2 separate regions of the Mus musculus genome follow, and region 2 is linked to region 1. A link is a loop called in an ENCODE intact Hi-C map of the cell type or tissue named here. Cell type or tissue: heart. All regions are shown on one strand. Each heading gives the region's core, and the rest is flanking DNA. Links, peaks and the distances in the headings are about the cores only.

Region 1 (5,376 bases), core at 268-5,267:
TCCATCTATCCATTTGTCTGTGTCCACTCATCCATCCATCCATCCATCCACTCCAGAACAAGCCTGTCCTGTCTTCTGGTTCCCAGGGAATCCTGCTGTGTGTTCTCACGTGGCTCACTGTTTCTCTGAACTCCAATTCTCTCAGTATAGGTGAAGCTTGGAAACACTTCTACACACCAGGGCAGCGTGAATGTCTGTTAAAGACTGGCCGATATGTTATATCTCTAGACAGATAGTGTGAGTCTAAGTCTGAATCAGTAGAGGAAGGGGACCAGGACTCTGCCTTGCACCCACAGAAGATTCCAAAGTTTCTTTCCTCCAACATAGTGGGTTCCTGGTTCTAGTGGCTTGGAAGGTGGTGGGGTATCCTCCCCATGATGGACACATTTATACTGTGCCTTCCCACCGACCCCGGGGCTTCCCCAGCGGGCGTCACCTCCTACTTACACCCATGGATGGTCCTTATGGGTCCTTATACTTTGTTCTTCTCCATGTCCCAGCACCAGCACTCTCAGGGATGGGCTAGCACAGGGATATTCAACTAGGCCCCCAGACTGGCCCCTCTGATCTAATCCAAACCAAACCAGGAGAGCAAAACCCTTAGAGGCTGCACAGCCACGGCAGAGCCCTCGTATGGAGCTGCAGGCCTTTGGCCAGGCGCTCTGCCTTCCTTGCCTCCGATCATTCTGAGCCCTGAGAATGCTCTAGAGATGCCTTGGCTGTGCAGAACCTTTTGTAAATTGTCTCATTCCTAAGAGCCCTTCCTTCCTCAAGAGAGGGAGACAGGGGGAGAAAGGCAGAGGGAGAGAAGTGAGAGAAGAAAAGGAAGGAAGGGGTTTTTATCTGCAGCTTGAGCCTCTCCTTAGGATCAGAGTTTTGTGCACTGTTTGAATAAGGTCCACAGTTGAAGGTCACTAGCCATGCCTCTCCTGTGATGAGAGCCTGGCTTGGGAACCCAGTTCTGGCCTGTAACTCAGAGAAACCAGCTTTAAAAGCACGAGTCCAGGGTGGGATGCCTCCAGAGTATTGGCTGGAGGGACCCACTCAGGGACCCTCTCTCGGCAGAGGCAGCCTAGAGGGAGGAGAAGAGCAACAAGCCAGAGAAAGAGGCCAGGCTGGGGCTGGGACAGAGAGTCCTGAATCCCATCTCCAGGTGACTCAGTGCCTGCTTTTGACCTTGGCATTGACCTCAAGAGCCTTCTGCCAGCCTAGGATGTGCGTAGGAAGGTCTCCACACCCAGCTTTGGCTGGCCGCCTTCGGGCCAGGTCACCCGAGGCCAGGCTTGCCTCATCTCGGATTCTTTTCCTTCTCCACGCTGCTCTGTCCTGGCTGCTTTGCTCACTGCAAGTCAGCACCCGTCTGCCTTGGACTGGGTCATATTACAACCACAGCCGGGGCCCGGGGACCCAACCACGGTGTGCCAGAGCAGGTGGCTCGCCTGGGACCCTGAAGTGCACACAGCAAGGTCCACGTTCCTGAGTTTTGTACAAAATCGTCCACAGACTTTAGAATCCACCAGGACGCAGGAGTCAAGACAGCTGGCCTAATGCGACTTGAGCAGAGAAGCCCAGCCCTGCTCAAGACAGCCAGCCACAGGAAGTGACTGAGCCCAGGGCCTAGGCCAAGAGCCTTGGCAGGCCAGCTCTGCAGCCTGGGGAGTCACTGGGCTCCTCAAGTTACAGGAGCTGTTGTCATGGATACCAGTGGTTTTATGGTCTAGCAAGTGGAAACACAGGACACCCAGTTCCATTTGAGCGTCAGATCAACAGTGTAAGTCAACCCCTGGCCGTGCTTGGGAGACACTGATCCTAAGGGTCATTCTTTTCTTTTCTGGATTCTCACATACCAGGGTCCCTGGTGTTTGACCCATCAAACGATGGCCTCATTATTCTTGAAGGAAACCCCTTGAATGGAAGCATCCTCTCCCCTGTGATGTGCAGAGTCCCCAGATGTCAGGAACTCAGAGATCATTTCTCCTAGACTGTGAATGTTAGGTACCCAATACAGATGTCAGCAGTGTCTGTGATGTTGATAACAATTAATAACACTTGACACGGATGTTAGTGCTCATTCGCAGAGCGTCCGCTGTGCTCCAGACACACCCTTTGCTCAACTCTGTCACGTCTTCACTCAGGGACCCTGCGCATGGTGGCTGCATCCTGTCATCATGAACCAGGTTGTTCACAGGGCTCATTCGAGATAGATGCTACAGAGTGTGTGTCCCCCAACTGCCATGGTGGGGCGCTGTGCTGAGTGGCTTGTGAGGGTCACCTCATAAAGTGTCGACTGTTCTGTACACGGAAGTTATTCCTAGGTCATCGGGAGGTCTCTACTTTGAAAGTGGGGAAACTGAGTCTCAAGCTCGGGGACATCAATAGTCAGGAAGCTCAGATCCACAGAGAGAAGCTGGCTTCTGCCCGAGTTCCATACTCCTCTAGGCTTCTCCATCGGCCACATGGTAAGTTGGATCGAGGGTAGACAAGCTGGAGCTGTGCATGTCCCCAGCTGTGCCTAAGGGACCCTACTTCCCCTGAGAACAAAGCTATCACCAAGCCTGTCTCTGCTGCAGTTCATGTCCCAGCTGTGGCTCAGGGTCCCCCAATTCCCCTGCTACAGTGCATGTCCCAGCTGTGCCTCAGGGACCCCATGTTCCCTGCTGCAGTGCATGTCCCTAGATGTGCCTCAGGGTCCCCATGTCCCCTGCTGCAGTGTGTGTCCCCAGCTGTGTCTCAGGGTTCCCCCAATTCTCCTGCTGTAGTACATGTTCCCAGCTGTGTCTCATGGACCCCAGTTCCTCTGAGAACAGCATTATCACCAAGCCTGTCTCAGATGGGGTTGAGGTTTCCTCTGCACACAATAAAGGCCCTGGGACAAATGCTTTCCAGCGCCGATGGCTGGTGCAGTAGTGAGGAAGCTTAAAGGGCAGGGCTCTAGAGAGCTTAGAATAGTTTGTTTTTTTTTTTCATTGCTGTGAAGAAATATCCTACAAGAGCCATCAGAAGGAGAAGGGTTTTATTCTGTCCCCGATTGAGGACATCATGCCCATCAGGAAAGACAAGGCATGAGAAAGCAGACCACACATGGCATCCACAGTCACAAATGCTGGTACTCAGTTCAATTTCTTCTTTGTATCCAGGCCTGGATCCTAGCCCAGGGATGGTGGTTTTCACATTTAGAGTGTATCTCCCATCTCAGTTAACCTAACCTTAGAAATTCCGTCACAGACAGGCCCAGAGGTCTGACTCCTAGGTGATGCTGGAGACTGTCCATTCAACAACATTACCATTTTGGGGGCTGGAGAGATGGCTCAGTGGTTAAGAGCACTGACTACTCTTCCGAAGGTCCTGAGTTCAAATCCCGACAACAACATGATGGCTCACAACCATCCGTAATGAGATCTGATGCCCTCTTCTGGGGTGTCTGTAGACAGCTACAGTGTACTTACATATAATAAACAAACAAACAAACAAATGTATCTTTTAAAACAAACAAAAACACCATTACCATTTTAACCAACAGAGAGGGTTCTGTGACTTCCAGAGCTCTGTGACCTTGAACACACTCCCCAGCCCCTTGGCCCCACATCTTCTATCTCTGGAATGGGAATGATGTCAGTCTATAGGAGTATCTGAAGTCACTGTTGGGGCAGAGCTACAGAGAAGGATCTGGTGTGGGTGGCTTCTTTTCAAGGTGAATTCAGGATGCTGGAATCCAGGGCAGTGAGCGGCAGGAAATAAAGACCTGGTCCCTATGTTCAGGAACAGATGACTATGGCAGACACGGGGAGCTTGGTCCTGCTGGGAACCCCAGGGAGCAGATCAGGGTCCACACTGGGCTGCTCTCAGCCAGGTGCATGGCACCAGATGGTCATTCCCTCTTCTCCAGTCTCCTTCTGAAATGATGCCTCACAGATTGGGTGTGTCTGACCCTGAGAACCAAAGGGAGTCCTGGACAACGAGAGTAGACAGAGGTGGATCTCAGAAGTCAAGTAGGCACAGATACAACCCTAGTCACAGCTACACACATCTCTTGAAAATCCCCCTCAAGTTGAAAAATACCCTACTACTAAAACACGAACAGTGACCATAGCTATATCTTGGCATCTTCAGGAATAAATGAATGGCAACCCAGGATGAAAACCTAGGGGCTTGATCTCACTCAGAGGCTTCAAGGCTAGTGCTATCTTGTGATGTCCAACTGCTCAGAGAAGTACCCCATCCCCCATATCTCCCTGTGCTCCAAGGAGGGAAAGCTTTCTGCATTCTAAGGGAAGCTTGAAACCCTGCAGAGACAGTGCGCACAAAGCATCCCCAGAGCTTCTGCGACAGACAAGCCCTGGGTTCTCTGATTTAATATCATTCTACACTGCGGAGAAATGTGGGGCGAGAGGCCAGTGGTGGGGGGGCATCCAGGCTAAATGGCTGAGTCAATAGTGTATCTATCACCCATGAGGAAGAAACAGAAATGCCATAGAGGGAATGGCCTTTGAGGGAACCTCCCAGTGTCTGGGGTTTTATCTGACTTGTCTCTTATGTCCCTAACTTAGCCATTAAAGGGTGCCTGTAATTCTATTTTTAAGACGAGGAAAGCAAAGACTCAAGAGAAAAACAACAACTTGCCCAGGGCCACATAACAAGGAACCGGCAAAGTCAGAATGAAGGACAGAGTCCATGCTAGCACTAAGAGAGAGGCTACCAGCTCTCTACAGCATGCCACTAGGCCTCAATACTCATGGGGTATGGGGGCCTCGCTGAGGTCACTTCATGGCCTAGTGTCCTTTTCCCCTGGCCTCAGGAGCCATGTGGCTTCAGTGGAGTACCTGGACTTGGTGCCTTCATCTGTAAGGCAAAGGCACATGGAGACCTTGTTTACTGGCACCCGTTGAAAGAGGGTGAGGTTGGGTTAGGGCTAGGGCTAGGGCTAGGGCTAGGGCTAGGGCTAGGGCTAGGGCTAGGGCTAGGGCTAGGGCTAGGGCTAGGGCTAGGGCTAGGGCTAGGGCTAGGGGTAGGGATAGGGATAGGGATAGGGATAGGGATAGGGATAGGGATAGGGATAGGGATAGGGATAGGGATAGGGTTAGGGTTAGGGTTAGGGGGTCACATTGGGACTGATCTGCAGGAGGCAAAAAGGACAAGGCTTCCAGAGCCATCCCGTAAGTCAGACAGGAGCAGCCAGGTGAGCTGTCTACAGCGCCCCATGTCTTCCTCCCCAGCCGTCTCAGGACTTAGTAGGGTCTGCCAAACGCAAGCACCCGGGTTCAATCCTCAGCACAGCAAAACCATGATAATTATAAAGCCCACCCTCTTAGTGATATCCTTCCTCTACAGCTGCTTAGTGGAAATCCCCAGGGTCCCCTGGTGTGGGAGGAGAAGTGT
Region 2 (5,376 bases), core at 187-5,186, 90 kb after region 1:
AAAAAACCGTGAACTGAGGGTGTTTCTGGAAAGATCGGACACACCCTATGTGAGTTCTCCTTCTTTCATGGTGGTAACTGACCTGAGGGGAAACGTCAGAGAAAGGTGGGGCTCGGCTCACACAGAGTTCGTCTGTCCCCGTACTTACTCCAGTGGACCAGCCACAGTGGTTAAGCATCACCCCGTCTTCCAGTTTGAACTGAGGTGCGACAGAAACAAACACCGGGGTGTGGAGAGACCTGTGTGAGCACACATGTAAGCTGGTGCACCTGTGTGAACTTGTGTGCACGAGTATGAACCTGTGCATGTGTGTTCATGTGTGTGCACACATGGGAGCCTTTGCGTGTGTGTGCAAACTTGTAAGACTTATGCAGATATGTCTTGCATGTGTTGGCATGCATATGCACACCTGTAAGCTTGTGCATATCTGTTGATGTATGTGTATGAATGTGAACCTGTGCATGCGTGTTCAAGTGTGTACACACATGGGAGCCTTTGCATGTGTGTGCACACTTGTAAGACTTAAACAGGTATGTGCATGAGTCTGAGTCTCACATGTGTTGACATGCGTGTGCACACTGGTAAGCTTGTGCACTCATGTTTTCATAAGCATACACATGTGTGTGAATGGTGATTACCTGTATGAAGCCTGGGTAGGGGACACACACTAGGCTCTGCACAGTGGTCACTTCTCCCTCAGTGGACTTAATCTCTTTTTTTCTATGTACTATGTCATCAATGGAAACAGGAGTGGTGGCTTTAGGAAATTGATCTACACAGAGCAGAGGACTCCATGCCATGGCAGGATTTTTGGAAACACCAGCCTGGTTTTCCCCAATTTGAGGGCAGCAGACAGCTGGAGTTGCTATCTTTGGTTTGCTCACATTTCCAGTTGGGAATCTTGAGAGGGGATGTGCTGAATTCAGGCTGAATCACGGTTGACTGCTTCCTTGAGGAGGGGCTCACACACACTGGGCTGTTGGTGCCCCTTGCCTGTTTCATCCCAACCTGAACTTAGGACAGGAGTGGGTGCCCTCAGTCCTCCTTCCCCTGGACATATGAGTAAGTCCCATCTACCAAAAGGATGAGAACAAATTGTGATCCAGATGGGGAGAGAAGGAGGCTGACTGGCATTTTTTTCAGCTCTTGTTTTGCCAAGTGCTGATTGGCACATCTGTGTGTTAGATGGAAAAAAAAACAAAAACAAAAAACAAAAACAAAAAACCTATGGCCCAATGAACCAGAGTCTCACCCTAGCTTGTCCCTGCTATGTGTCACAGGCAGGTCACTTATAACCTCTCTGAGCCTCAGACTTTGTAGAAAACAGTTAAATGTGTCCTCTAAGGTTGGAGGGAGGGCTGGATGAGAAAGAAAATCATGAAGAGCTCTGGGTCTGGCACAGCCGAATGCCAGAGAGCAGCTGACACTATACTGGGGCCAGCAATGCCACTTGAAGCACCTACTGTGTGCACAGGGGGACAGGGGACATGACCCATCCATTTTCAATCAACTTCCCAAGACACCAGTGAGAGGGAGGCTATTATGTTCTACTTCAAGAAGAGGAAACTGGGGCCTGGAGCAATGGCTCAGTGGTTAAGAGCACTGGCTGTTCTTCCCGAGGACCCACATTTGATCCTCAGCACCCTTTGTAGACTATTATCCCTGACCCATCTCTCCCCTTCCAAGGCTCATTTTATTTTATGTGTATGGGTGTCTTGCCTGCATCTGTGCACCACATGGGTGCCTGGTTCCTGTGGAGGCCAGAAGAGGGCATCAGATCCCCTGGATATGGAACAGGTGGTTGTAAGCCTGCAGGTCTGCACTGTTTACAGACCTCACGTGCTCACTATTGGCCCTGCCCCATTAAAAACCAGGCAAATATGTTTCCAATTGAGAGCAAAAGGACACCTACTGTGTGCCTGGCCTCATGCTAGCACCAAATTCAAAGAGTATACTAATGATTAGATAGGAAGAGCAAGGCCCATCTGTCTACCCACACATCCACCCATCAACTCATCCACCCACCCACCAACTCATCCACCCACCCATCTAACCACCCATCTATCCATCCATCCATCCATCCACCTAGCTATTCATCCATCCATTTATTTATCCATTCACCCATCCATTTACCATCTGTCCATCCATCTGCCTGTCCATCTACCCATCCATCCATCCATCCATCCATCATCCATCTATCCTTCTATCTATCCATCCACCCACCCTTCCATTCATCTTTCTACCCATGCATACATACATCTACCTAGCTATCCACCCATCCATCCATCCATCCATCCATCCATGCATACATACATCTACCTAGCTACTCATCCATCCATCCATCCATCCATCCATCATCTATACACCCTTCTGTCCCTCCCCCTTTTGACTATTCTACTTTTACATGAAAACAGCCCAGCTCTCCAGCAGGGATCCCCAACAGCCCTGCGCCTCTGCAAACATGTACAGGCAAGTGATAGGGAACCATCCTCCCCAGCTGGGCCTCTTCTCCCCCTCACTGCTGGCGGCAGCTGCAGCCAGACATGTGGAAGCCATTACCAGCATCCCGTCTGATTTCATCTCCCTTGTGTGTAGCTTAACGCTGTGGATTCCAAGGAATGTTGGCCAAGTTCCTTGGCAGAGAGAGAGCCACAGGAATGAGGAGCACTCTTGAGTCCGCCTCATCTGCAGACGGGCCTCTTCACATCCCAGGTTTAGGAGCATCGGGTGCAACCCACAGGGGTATGGGAAAGACTCTCCCAACCAGAGCAATTTAAACTTTAGCCTAGACTCAGCCTTATTTAGAGGGTACTGCCTCTCTGTGCCTCAGTTTCCCTATCAGTAAAGCAGGAATCATAATGGTAAACATATGTGGCCTCCTACCCTTGACTCGAAGGGCTGATGCTGGGTGGTTGCCTAAATCCCTGCACGGCTATTTGAGAAACTGCATTCTTTCCTGCCCAGCCCTGAAGCCTGCTTTTCCGTGCAACCCAGGCTAGGCAGTTGTTCAGAAAAAGTCTGTAGCCTGCCAGAAGCCCTGAGCAGTCACCTCACGTGCCCGTGCCTCAGCTTCCCCAGCCTTCTGCTGCACATTCCTTAGCCCTGACAGCTGTGGTCACTCACATAAAGCATCCAGTTTGCCAGCATGCACATCCTGCCTGAAAAAACCATGTGGACAGTGTACCTGAGTAATGATAGGCAGGCTACACACACATATGCATGAGTGCACACACGTGCTCCTGCCTGCATGTGCACACACACGCATATACACACATACACACGTGAATGCACACACAGACACACACATGAACATACACACACACATGAATGCGAACATACACACGGACACATATGCATTCATGCATACACTTCCTTTTCACTCTCTTCTCCAGGGCTCCCTGTGTGTCTGTCACCACCAAACCCCCTCCCCTGTGTTGCTGCTTCCAGTGACTGCAGGAGCTTGCCTAGGTGGTTCCTCTCAGCCTCCACTCAGCTCACATTCCACACTCTCCTTCCCACTGCAAGAATGAACACTGATCAAAGCCCCCATGGGGGACTGTGGCCTCTTGGGAGTGAGGGAGACAGTAAGATAGGGTGGAGGGGTAGGCTCCATGGCCTCCTACAGCAGAGTCCCTCTGGCTGGTCTGCCTGCAGCTCTCGGGGATAGCCTGACTCTCCTGACTTGTCAGATGGAATGTAGGAGGGGAGAAAGAGCTGGAACTGGACTGGAGGTGCCTTGTGGGGTCCATGGTATGGGGTGTCTATCTGTCTGTCTGTGTTTGCATGTTTATCTGTGTATAAATCTGTGTGTGTATGTCTCTGTGTATGTGTCAGGCTATCTGTGCATTTCAGTCTCTGTGTGTGTGTTGGTCTCTGTGTTTCTGTGCATTGTATCCTTCTTTGTGCATGCATGTGGCAGTCTCTGTGTGCCTGTGTTCATGTGTATGTGTTGGTTCATGTGTATGTGTATAAGTATCATTCTGTGTGTGTCTGTGTCAGTTTATGTGTGTATCATTTTGTGTGTATGTTTCAGTTTCTGCATGTACATGTGCCATTATGTGTATGCTTGTGTGTCAGTGTGTATGTCAGTCTGTGTGTGTCTGTCTGTATGTCAGTCTGTATGTGTGTAAGTCTGTTTATGTATGTCAGTCTGTGTGTGTCTGTAAAGCTCTGTGTGTATCTGTATATATGCCAATCTGGATATGTGTATAAATCTTTCTCTCTATGTGTGTGTGTATGTATGTCAGTCTGTATGTGTGTAAATCTCTCTGTGTCTGTATGTCAGTCTCTATCTTTCTTTCTCTCTTTCTGTGTGTGTATGTCAGTCTGTGTGTGTCTGTATCTGTATGTATGTCAATCTGTATATGTGTGTAGATCGTAGATCTTTTTCTCTGTGTGTGCACGTATGTATACCAGTCTGTGAATGTGTGTGTATGTGTATGTCTTTCTCTTTCTGTATGTCAGTCTGTATATGTAAGTTGGTGTGTGTGCACATACACATGTGCACTTGTGTTATTCCCACCCTCCTCTTAGCTGGACACACAGTCCTGGCACAGAGAGGAGGAGTGAAGGGCTCTGTCTGTCTGTCTGTCTGTCTGTCCTTAAATGTCAGCTGTCCACTCCTCTGCCTGTGAAAGTGGCTGCTGTGAGAGTCTAATGAGGGGACAGAGTGGCCTAGATCTGAGCATCTGCATCTGCTGCTCAGCCAGTCACACCTGCTTCCATCTCCACCCTCTCCATGGCTGTTTGGGCACCGTCTGGCATCCTGCAAGCAGCTGTGTCTCTCCTTCTGCCCACCTCAGAGCTCCTACCCAGGCAGCACCTCAGACCGCAGCTCTCAGACTTCCGGAACTTCTCATTGTTTGTCTTCTCTTTTAACTCTGACCTCAGATTCTGAGTTATATGTCCTGGCCCTCTCCCCTAGGGGTCTCTCTGTGTCTCACTGGCTGAGCTCTGTCCTTCTGTCTGTCTCTCCACTGGCCCTTGCTGCACTCACTGTGACCATCTCACAGAAAGCTATCAGGATCCCACCCTTTCAGAGACACCATCAAGACTACAGGGGTGAGGCTCTGTGAGTGATGTCTTCCACCAAGTGACCAGCTGTGTCTCTGCTGACCTGTAGCCACTTTATCCTGAACCTTGCTTTCTGTGGACTTCCATAGCTAGTACACACATTCCCCTGAACCTCAACTCCTGACCCCTAACCCCTGACCCCCAACCCCTGACCCTGGCCAGTTCCTGTATATGGGTTCCTCAAAATAGCATTAGACAGGGAAAGCAGTTAGCCTTCCTCTGGGTTCAGTGAACTCACTTCTGTTGAGAAGCCCTGCCTGGATGGAGTCTCCAGGCCTGGGATTCGAGGGCCCCAGGGTTGGC

The links. Hi-C counts contacts between places; a loop is a spot of excess contacts. Peaks named below come from ENCODE experiments on the same cell type or tissue, not always from the same donor. Only the 100,000 strongest peaks of a DNase experiment are listed, where the experiment ranks them.
Region 2: it touches region 1 in a loop (2.3-fold over the local background); 1 of 42 quality-filtered maps calls a loop at or near these places.

The regions. Positions count from the first base shown.
Region 1 is chr5:111,798,556-111,803,931 of GRCm38, forward strand. It overlaps Gm36535 (a long non-coding RNA gene), which reads left to right. Exons shown (of 2, transcript XR_003955955.1): 2 at 2,316-5,376. Among named protein-coding and RNA genes, the nearest start is that of Gm36535, 7.9 kb to the left of the region's middle. In heart, for the core only: a CTCF peak has its summit at 2,243; DNase peaks (open chromatin) are centred at 1,256, 1,626, 2,126 and 2,696; H3K27ac peaks cover 1,187 bases; H3K27me3 peaks cover 68 bases.
Region 2 is chr5:111,888,398-111,893,773 of GRCm38, forward strand. Gm29935 (a long non-coding RNA gene) reads left to right here and starts at 4,818. Exons shown (of 3, transcript XR_389544.3): 1 at 4,818-5,071. In heart, for the core only: no CTCF peak of the experiment used is centred there; DNase peaks (open chromatin) are centred at 2,594, 2,994 and 3,640; H3K27ac peaks cover 1,910 bases; H3K27me3 peaks cover 1,087 bases.